Regions from separate parts of the Homo sapiens genome. Here region 2 is linked to region 1. The links are chromatin loops, found by intact Hi-C in ENCODE. Cell type or tissue: PC-3. All regions are shown on one strand. Links, peaks and the distances in the headings refer to the core of each region. The heading gives the core; the rest is flanking DNA.

Region 1 (5,283 bases), core at 712-4,711:
AACACTTGAGGTCAGGAGTTCGAGACCAGCCTGGCCAACATGGTGAAACCTCGTCTCTACTACAGACACAAAAATTAGCTGGGTGTGGGGGCGGGCTCCTATAATCCCATCTACTAGGGAGGCTGAGGCAGGAGAATCACTTGAACCTGGGAGGTGGAGGTTGCAGTGAGTGGAGATCCAGCCACTGCACTCCAGACTGGGCGACAGAGCGAGATACCATCTCAAAAGAAAAAAAGAAAAGAAAAGAAAAGAAAAAGAATGTATGGAGCACTTGGCCTGCACTTTGTATTTTACAAGGGACTAGTGATTTTACCTACGAATAGGACATGGCTTATGACCTCAGAAGGATCACTATAGAACCAACAAGATGAACAATTTAATAATTCAGATACATTGCTACAGATGCATAGACTTGTGAACAGGGTCCCAGGAAGGAGGGTATGAAAACAAAGACATCCCAGAGGATGGAATCACAATTGTCTTGGGAGATTGTGAGACCATTTAGCTGCTTGTGTGTCCCTAATGGTGCATGGGAAAGAGTGGAATTGTAGCAACATTCAGGGCTGAAGGGTACCCGTAAGCAAGTTTCAAAATCAAGGATCTTTGATTATGTCATTAAGTCTCTGAATTAGCTAACTCTGAGGCCCTTTTATCTTCAGATCTCTTGTCATATAAGATAATAAATTCCTTATTGTTTAAACAAGTTGAGTTGAAGTTTTCTATTACAAATAGCTGAAAGAATCTAACCTTATTTGGGAAAGAAAAAAGAAACACAAATATAGAACTTCCTATCTAAGAAATGTCAATGCATAGGGACATATTTCCATATAACTTTTTGGTAAGTGCCAGAATTTTGGGACCAATTTGTGTGAAATGATTCACAGGTCCAGAGAACAATCAGGAAAAGGGAACTGGGGCTGGGAGCTAAGAGCAATGGTGTGATGGCAAGAGGCTTTTCAGACAAAGCTTGGAAGAGCTTGGTACAAATAAGTGCAAGGAAACATAGTTCTTGGATGCAAAACTGAAATGTGTGCATAAGGTGCCAAGAACACATGTTTTGCCACCAAGTTGTCTGACAGAGCCAAGAGGAGATGCTGGTGCTTGTTAGGAATAACGATGTATGTTCACCCTTGCTCTGTGCAGGGCCCTGCTGTGCATTTCACACTCGCCATCTCCATCAGCCCTCGAAACAAGGACAGGAAATGCTTGCTGCGATTGCCTCCGTTTTACTGACAGGAAAACTAAGCCTTCTAGAGTACACTTGGTCACTTGGCTAAGGAAGCATAGGTTGGTGGAGTTCTTAGGACTAGAACTCAGATGGTCTGAGCATGGATGCCACACTGTCACCTCCAGGAGATGGAACCGGATAAGTACCTACCTGGTCACCAATGCTGAGGTTGTTAGAAAACACTTAAGGCTGTTCCCATATCAAATATCCAAGTACCAGGCCCTCAGATGGGACCCAAGAAACAGGAAGCAAAAATTCTGATTCATAACACCAGAAAAATATTGAATATTTTGATGGGGGACCCCACACATAGATGAAAATGCCTCTTACTACGCATATTACCTGTATCAGAGCAAAAATGTGGACAAACCATCTCATTGGAATTCCTGGGGCAGTGTTTCTAGCATCTCTGGCAAGTAAGGAATCTTGAGAAAGTAATTTTACAGAACTGTTTGTTATCCATTTAAGATGGGAAGTATCATTTATCATCCCTTTCAGCATTCTGATTTTTTACTGCACATAATTAATATTTATGAGGACTCCTCGTCTGTTTTCTCTGGAGTTTAAGCATGTCAGTTGCAAATTCTCTCCCCATCAGGTTTTTGACTAACTTACTTTTGCTGTTGGTGATGGACTATTGTACATACATGACAAAATAAACAGAAGCCACACCTCCAGAAATGTAGTGAAAGAGTGCTATGTAGGTGGAAATTATTAGATAGATTAAACTAGGAGGAGACCTGTGGAATTATTCTGATAAAGATGCTATTACAGGTAAAACAAAGATCAACCAACCAAAGGAATTATCTGAAATAGTTGAGAACTTAACTTGCCAAGGGAATGAGACAAAATCACAGCAACAATGAGCTTGTTGTTTTAGGCCTCAGTTCAGCTTGGGAGTGTGGTCTGGTCTTATCTGGGAACGCCACACCTGATGAAGAGATGACACAGCAAACCCTTCCCTTGGCCTTCAGTTCGAAAGACAGAGAGAGAGAAGATGCTTTTAAATGCTATGCATAAGAGACCTGTGATGTTACTCAGTATGCTATTTCCACATAAAAGAGCAACGAACTTTCTATTTACCAATTTCTGACTCACTTCATCAAAGGGGCAAAAGTGGAGCAAATAAAACTGGAAAGTTGTTCTTGCCTGGTTTTCCTAACATCATATTTTCCAGTGATTCAATTCAATTCCCATGATATTGTGTCTTTGAGATTGTCCCCAGTGAAGCTCAGCATAAACACAGCTCTCAAAGTTGAGCCAAGAATGCCAGTGGAGAAACCTGCCTTTCTGATATGCGAGGCAGAAGAATCTGAATAGCGGAACATTACCTTTTAATTAGATTCAGACTCTTTTATTCATGTGCCATGCTGCGGTGAATATCAATTTCTAAGCTTTAAAATTCAAACAATAGTAAGTAGTCTACCAAAATAACACGTAACCTTTCGGGAATACCTCATTGTTTTCAGTGGACATTTTAACATCTGTGGACCCTGGTTTTGACCCTCAAGCTAATGCCACCATATAGGCAGCATAGTTATTATGATACCCGCATTACAGAGAAGGAGGCTGAGGGTCAAAAACACTAAGTAATTTTACAAATTCACACAGCAAATAAATAGCATAGCCAAGAACAGAATCCACATCTCTATTCTGGTATGTTTTCTTCTCTAAAGGACAAAGACACAGAAAAGTGTTATCAGAAATTCTAAAGCCAAAAAGAAACTGATGCTCAGAAATATATTTAGGATAGTTGGGTGGGATGTGTTTTCAGTTATGTTTAAAACAAGAAAAAGGAATAGGATGGGCAAGTTGATGGGCTGGGCTTGAAGGTGTGAATAAATGATGGAGAAGGAAGCTGTTCTGCCTCTCTTCCCTGCCCAACTTCTCAGTCAGTGACTCAGATTTTTAAACTGGGTATAAATAAAAAAAAGGGGAAATTCAAATCAAGTCCAGAGATAAAGGGAAGGTGAGCAAGTCATCTGGGCAGGGCACCTCTAAAAGATCCTTGAGCCTGTTGGTACAGCCTGAGGAACTGGAGGTACAAAATGATGTGTGGGATGAGAAGCTCTGGAATACACATTCTCAACACTAACAAAAAGAAAGGGGAAGGAACTTCTACACAGGGGCTTGGGATTGTAAAGTTCATCTGATCAAGATTCCAAAACTAATTTCCTAAGGATCGTTTATGTACTCAATAGACTCGAAATCCCTTGAGATTATTTTGTCTTCCTGGTGATGACCACAATGACTTACATATAACAGCACTCAAACATTTGCTGAGCTAACCTAAACGTAGAAAACAAGGTGGTGACCATTAGCAACCCCACGCAGCTTCACTAAGAAAGCGCAGAGAAGCCTCAGGACTTTTTGATACAATTCCTAGACTGGTAAATAGTCTGTATACTTGGATTCCAACAAGACTTTGGAACAAGGATATCATATCTCTATAGGCAAGGTTGGGAAGAATGGCTTGGGAAATGAGTCAGCTATATGGATTAAAAATGGGTTGAAAATGCATACTCCCAGGGTGAATAACTGAAAAACATAAACATGAATTCTCTAGGACCATGTCTTTAGCCCGGATTTTTTTTTCAACTTTTTATCCTTCACATTGATATGAACGTTGCAGATGATTTCTGCTCTAAATGGTGCACAAAGTTAGTTTTCAGAATTACTAGCATTTTTCATGGGATTATGTTACCTTGCTTAATTATACTCCACAACTCTTTTAAAAATATGTTGTTTTGTAAATTAAGACTTTATCTTTTAGAGCAGTTTTAGATTCACAGCAAAACTGAGCAGAAAATAGAATTCCCACACCTTCCTTCCCCCACCCAAACACAGACACCCCTGTCGTCAGCATCCCCTTGAGAATGGGACATTTGTAACAATGGATGCATCATTATCACTCAGAGTCCATAGTTTACATTGAGATTCACTCTCGATGTTGGAAATTCTATGATTTTAACAAAGTATAATGACATGTATCCACCACTGTAGTATCATACAGAATCATTCCACTCACCTGAAGTCCTGGGTGCTCTACCTATCTATCGTTTTACACCCCCAACTCCTGGCAACCCCTGATCCCTTTACCGACTCCATAGTTTGCCTTTTTCAGGATATCATTTGGTGGAATCATACAGCATTTGGCTTTTTTAGGTTGGTTCCTTTCACTTAGTCATATACATTTAAGTTTCCTCTGTCTTTTCATGGCTTGATGGTTCATTTCTTTTTAGTGCTGAATAATATTCCATTTTCTGAATGTAGCACAGTTTATTCACTCACTTATTAAAATAGATCTTGTTTACTTCCAAGGTTTGGCAGTTATGAATAAAGCTACTATAAACATCCACATGCAGATTTTTGTGTAGACCTAAGTTTTCAGTTCATTTGAGTAAATACCAAGGAACACAATTGCTGGATCTAATGGTTTTGTAAGAAACTGCCAAACTGTCTGCCAAAATGGCTGTACCCTTGTGCATTCCAGCACGCAATGAATGAGAATTCCTGTTGCTTCACATTTTTGCCAGCATTTTCTGTTGTCAGTGTTTGGGATTCAGTAGATGTGTAACGGTTTCTCATTATTTTTTTTGTGTGTGTGTTTCTTTGTCTGTTTGTTTGTTTTTTGAGACAGAGTCTCACTCTGTTACCCAGGCTGGAGTGCAGTGGTGCAATCTTGGCTCACTGAAACGTTCACCTCTCAGGTTCAAGCGATTCTTTTGACTCAGCCTCCCAGGTAGCTGAGATTACAGACATGTGCCACCACACCCAGCTAATTTTTGTATTTTTAGTACAGATAGGGTTTCACCATGTTGGTCAGGCTGGTCTTGATCTCTTGACCTCAGGTGGTCCGTCTGCCTCGGCCTCCCAAAGTGCTGGGATTACAGGTGTGAACCACCATGCCTGGCCTCATTATTGTTTTAATGTACAGTTCCCTAATGACATGTGATGTCAAGCATCTTTTCATGTGCTTATTGATCTTTAAAAAGAGAAAAAGATGAAGGACTTCTTTTATCAAATTTCAAGACTTAACTGTAGGATTCAAGATA
Region 2 (5,283 bases), core at 663-4,662, 76 kb after region 1:
TCTATAATCCCACCCATGCCAGCCTGCACAAGGACAGTGGGGTGGGGACTGTAGCCCAATAACAGTTGTTCACTTTGAATGATTCTTTTCAGGTTTGTGTTACATACATTTTTTGATATTTGTAACTTCCTTATCTTTCTCCAAATCATTGGGGGAAAAGGTGAAAAGAAGGTCAGGTTTGCGGATATAGCCCTTGCCATAGTCCTAGAAACTTCATTCCAGGATTATCCTTTGGTGCTGAAACCTAAAAATCTACCTGATCATATTTCTGCTCAGAGCATCTCTCCATCTTCTCCATAGAATCTCTCTCTCTTTGTTGTTTTTGAGAATTGCAATGATACTGTTCATTTTCAGTTTCATAGCACCACTTAGGTTCTCTAGGATTCCTTCCAGATCATCCACAGAAGTTCAATGTTGTCAATTTCAAGGTCTCTCAGTCCCTGGGGATTATGTCAGGAGACTTGGATGGATTTAGAGCACTTATATCAGGGATCCCAAACTCAGATGTCTATAGGACCCAAGCATGGGTGGTGGGTGGGAGGGAGACAGTGAGGAACTGGTGACACCCATTGAAAGTTAGCGGCACCCATCCGATTTTGCCATCCAGGAAGAAGTGCCCAACATTGCCAAATTGCCTAACTTTGCAAGAAACACCAGAAATGCCAGGGTTCTTTTGTTTTTGTTTTAAAAGAAGAAACATGTGGATTTTAAAATATTTGGTTTCCACTTTAAACTTGCAATTCCATGCAGGTCCCACAAAACTCATCACAAGGATGCATCCTGAGAGCAGCTGCTTTGGAGGAAGGTTCTCCCTGACCTGCTCGTTCTTCCATGGGATTCATCTTCCCCACACCATGGTGCTGGAATGTTCTGCTTGACTTACGGCGAAAGAGTTGTCTTATTTGTTGTTGTTGTTGTTGTCATCTGGTTTTTGTGTGTGTGTCATTTTCGCCATCTGTCCTGATTGCCCTACAGGCCACAAGCCACAGACCTGCTTCATCCTTGTTCTTCTCTCCTAGCTCTTTTTGTTGCCTTAGGAGTTTCTGTAACCCCAGTACACATCAGGCCTTAGTCTTCCTAGTGCTATTGTCATAAACTCACATGCCTCTCCTATTCCCCAGAGAATATGATGCCATTTCTCTCCGTTTTATTCATGTGCTATTTAAATCTGAGCTCACCAGAGAGTTCCTTGGGCTGCCTTGCTGTTTTATTTTATTGTGTGCCCTGTCCCTGACCTTTTAAGTAATTCTGACTCAAGCACAAGCCCGCCAGGAGCCAGTAGGTGACGGCATTCGAGGCAACAGCTCAGGCCCAGCCCCTCCACCCACCTCCCTTCCGTTCTAAAACTGGCTGCTTCTTGGCTCTATTTCCACCTGAACTCTGAACTCTTATCACCTAGACCCTGGTGCGTATGTCGGGCTCCTTCAACTTACCCATCCTTCCCTATTTGAAAGCGGGCTGTCTCTGATAGACTTGGTCTTGGCTCATTCCTTTAGTGTCTGATGTGTTTGGAAGTAACTTCATACGGTCTTCCTGTTCCCAGAAGACATCAAATCCTGACCCACTCCAAGTTCCACCTGTAAGACAAGTCTCATCTCTTCCTTCTCTGCTCTGCCTGCACAGAGGAGCTAGTGGACTCATCTTATATAACCTCTCCTTTGCCTTCTTCACAGGGAACATAAGAATGAACCCCTTAGCGAGCACTTCTCAAGTGCCAAGCACATGCCTAAGTACTTTACCTGGATTGCCTCACTCAATCCCAAGCTCAGCCCTACGAGAGAAGAACCCTCACTTCTCCATTATGGGTAAGGAAATGGAGTCCCAGAGAAATGCAGTAACTTGTCTGAGGTCACACAGAGAGGACCCCGCTGAACTGAAATTTGAACCTAACTCTTGGCTCCTGTGCCATTTTTCTCTCACTGACAAAAGCTGGCTGTGGAGGCAAAGTACAACCAACCAGCCAAGAGACCAACCTAGATGCTTGGACACCAGGCTCTTGGCCCTAAAATGAACTCCAGACTCTTGCATGTGCACACACACAGGCACACACACGTACTTCTTAGAATGTCAAAGGAGCCAGGAAGAATTCTCCATATTGGAGCCCTTGAGAAACAGCTCAGGAAAGAAGGCACCGATGGCAATGAAGTCTGATTTTCAGTATGAACTCATTCTATAAACATTGACTAAGCGTCAGTGACACGTCCGGCTTTGAGCCGACAATGGGAACAAAGCAGTCAAAAGAGACACTCAGGCCTTGCCTTCATGGAACTGTCTTCCCCGTGCACTGAATGAGCTGTTGGGAAATTTTCTTCACACGCACTCACTCACATCCGCTGCACATACTCCATTCAGAGAGACCGCCTCTGGTCACAGACATCGAGGCAGAGGGAGACCACTTTAGTTCTTATTCCAACTGGATCCCTACCAAGTAGCTCCATTTTCATGGTTCTTTTTAATGATGTCCAAGAATCTTATAACCCACAGTGAGGTTATGTTTTTATAGTCTTTTATGGTCTTACTTCTATGATATCACCACATTCAATTTTGCAGTTTCTTTCTTTTAAACGTGTGCTCGGGGATCTCTGGCAGGCCTTCTATTTCTTTCATTTATTCCCAACCCTGGTCCATGAGCATACATTGAATTGTTAGTTTCCTGATACCTCATTCATATGATGATTACTTTTACAGTTTTCCAGTAAATAGCTCCTGTTACTTTTGCCCGGGTTCTGCTTCCTGCTGTCATACAGACCATTTAGCACAGGTATGGGGCTTGTATAACCTGCACCTACTTGGTTGCAATGAGCTTGGCTGCAGTTAGACTTGAGGTCTTTCCATCTGCAGCTGGACGGGCTAATAGGGCAGGTTGGGGATGGTAGCCTCTCTCTTCTCAGGACATTCATTTATTTCATTCATTCAATTTTTGTTTGCTGACTATGTGCCAGGACTACTGGGGATACAGCACTAAAAGTAGACAAAAGGTCAAATATTCCTACCCTCATGGAGTTTATTTTCAAGGCAGAAGAAATCACAGAAACAAAATGAGCAAGAGATATATGAGTAATATATAGAGTGTGTTAGCTCTATACAGTTGATGATTCCAGGTTAGCTGAGGATAAGTGCCATGATAAAAAAAAATAATAAAGCAGAAAATGGCGAGGGAGGGCTACTGAGAAGGTGGCATCTGAGTGGAGACCAGGGCAGGAAGGGGGTGACCATGCCATCATCCATGTGGGAAGTTAGAGGATGAGGAAAGAGTACATGTAGAGGCCAAGTTGTGGGCACCTACCTGGCATATGCAGGCATAGCAATGCAGAGAGGGATAGGAGATGGAGTCAGAGAGATCAAGGGGTGTAAGATCAAGGAGAGACTTACGAGCCATTGTAAAGACTTTGGTTTCCACTCAGGATAAAGGGAAATCATCAGAGAGTTTTTAGTGGACAAGGGACATGCTACACATAACAGGCCCACTCAGGTTGCTGTGCAGAGAACAGCCTAGATAGACATGAACAAGGGTGGGAGGGAGCCAGCACTCTTACCCCATCTGTGGGTTCCTTCTGTGCCTTCTGCCACAGACACCTGGAAACTGGCACATGTGATGGAGTCCCACCCACCAGGGGGTCTCTCCTGTCAATCACTGCTGGGATTTCTAGGCCAACTCCCTTCTCTTTCTCTGAGCTTGAACCTCCTGGTGCTGGACAGACCTGTCCCTAAGCAAAGCTGTGACCAGGGTCTATGGTTCACCACAGGTACGTGTCCTTAGATGGGATGGAGGGAATTTGAACATGTATCTTGTGCCAGCTTCAGCACATTCCAGGCACCTGACATATGCCATCTGATTTAATCTTCACAAAAACCTATAAAATAATCACCACAGAACAGTTGATGATTCAGGGTGGATTTTGGTATGCAAATTCCACCTCTTGACCGTCTTGTCCTCTTGGGGTCTCACTGGTCTGAAACAAGGCAAAGCGAATGATTAACTTGATCATAGAAGTTCGGCCTCCCTTGAAAGCCAATGGGACTTCACATATAAGTTTTCAGCTTAGACCTCAGGAGCTGATAGACTCAAGATGACCCATTTGGTCACAGGCTAGGCTAAGCCCTACCTCAGGGAGCTGGCCACAGGATAAAGATGAAGCCACTGATGAGTGGAAACTTGAACCCATTAAAAATGTGCCTGAAAGCATGGCAGCATGTCACTGTCATTCTTCCCTTACTTACAAGGCATGAGCAGACACAAGGAGAAGCACCTAGATTCACCTCTTGCTGGATTATTTGGGGTGAGGTAGGAGAGAACGAGGTCAGGTTGGAGGAACATGGCTGTGATGGCTTAAACTCCCACCCAGTCGAGGATAGCCTGGCCCTTCCCTTTGAGATGCTCAATTTTTGAGTGTATGTGGAGGGAGAAAGGGAGACTTCTATTGTTCCTACCCCCCATCCTTCAGGCAGCATTCACTGAAGGTCAGGACAACATGTGTCACCTGCTGGCTGATTCCTAGAGGTCTGGAGGGTCAGTCACAGCCCAATGAACTCTTCCAGCAATGGAGAGACGTTATCAGAGATCTCAGTTCTAGGCTCTGATCTCCCGCGCAGGGAAGAATGATCATGGATCATGACGGTGTGAGCATTCTGAATAAGCACTGGGAGGTGGGGCATCAGTTCACCCACAGGGTCTTGAGGTCACTGTTAAAGGCTAAATTGTGTCCCCCAAAATTCATATGTTGGAGTCCTAATCCCCAAGACCTCAGAATGTGATTGAATTATGGTAACATGAGGCCATTAGGGTGGGCCTTAACCCAATCTGACTGGTGTCCTCATAAAGAGAGAGGTTGGGACACAGACACACTCAGAAGGAAGACCATACGAGGACACAGACAGAAGGCAAGCCAAGGAGAGAGGCCTCAGGAGAAACCAATCCTGCCTGCACCTTGATCTTGGATTTCCAGCCTCCAGGACTGCAGGACAATACATTTCTGTGGTTGAAGTCCCCCAGCTGTGGTGCTTTGTTATGGCGACCAGAGCAAACAAACCCAGGCACCTTGATGCCAATGCTGGAGAATTTGGATTTCTGAGCAGCAGCCTGGCTCTAATGCCCCAAAAGAGATAAAATCTCATATCAACATGACTCAGCTATAGGGTTGTAATTGTGAGTGAATGGAGTTGTGAATATCTTTGCTCCAATTTTATTCCTGTGGCCTTGATTCTACTGCTTAATCCTATCAGCCCTGGTTTTCTCCTCTCAACCACCATGTCACACTCCGCTCCTCTCCACCACCGCAACTC

The links. Hi-C counts contacts between places; a loop is a spot of excess contacts. Peaks named below come from ENCODE experiments on the same cell type or tissue, not always from the same donor. Only the 100,000 strongest peaks of a DNase experiment are listed, where the experiment ranks them.
Region 2: a loop joins it to region 1, with 2.0 times the contacts of the local background. A loop is called at or near these places in 1 of 110 quality-filtered maps.

Annotation. Positions count from the first base shown.
Region 1 is chr7:50,911,584-50,916,866 of GRCh38, reverse strand. No RefSeq gene overlaps it. Among named protein-coding and RNA genes, the nearest start is that of GRB10, 130 kb to the right of the region's middle. RefSeq lists a silencer at 2,058-2,258. In PC-3, for the core only: no CTCF peak of the experiment used is centred there; a DNase peak (open chromatin) is centred at 2,236; H3K27ac peaks cover 2,244 bases.
Region 2 is chr7:50,835,133-50,840,415 of GRCh38, reverse strand. No RefSeq gene overlaps it. Among named protein-coding and RNA genes, the nearest start is that of GRB10, 55 kb to the right of the region's middle. RefSeq lists an enhancer at 938-2,137. In PC-3, for the core only: no CTCF peak of the experiment used is centred there; DNase peaks (open chromatin) are centred at 1,225 and 2,235; H3K27ac peaks cover 3,333 bases.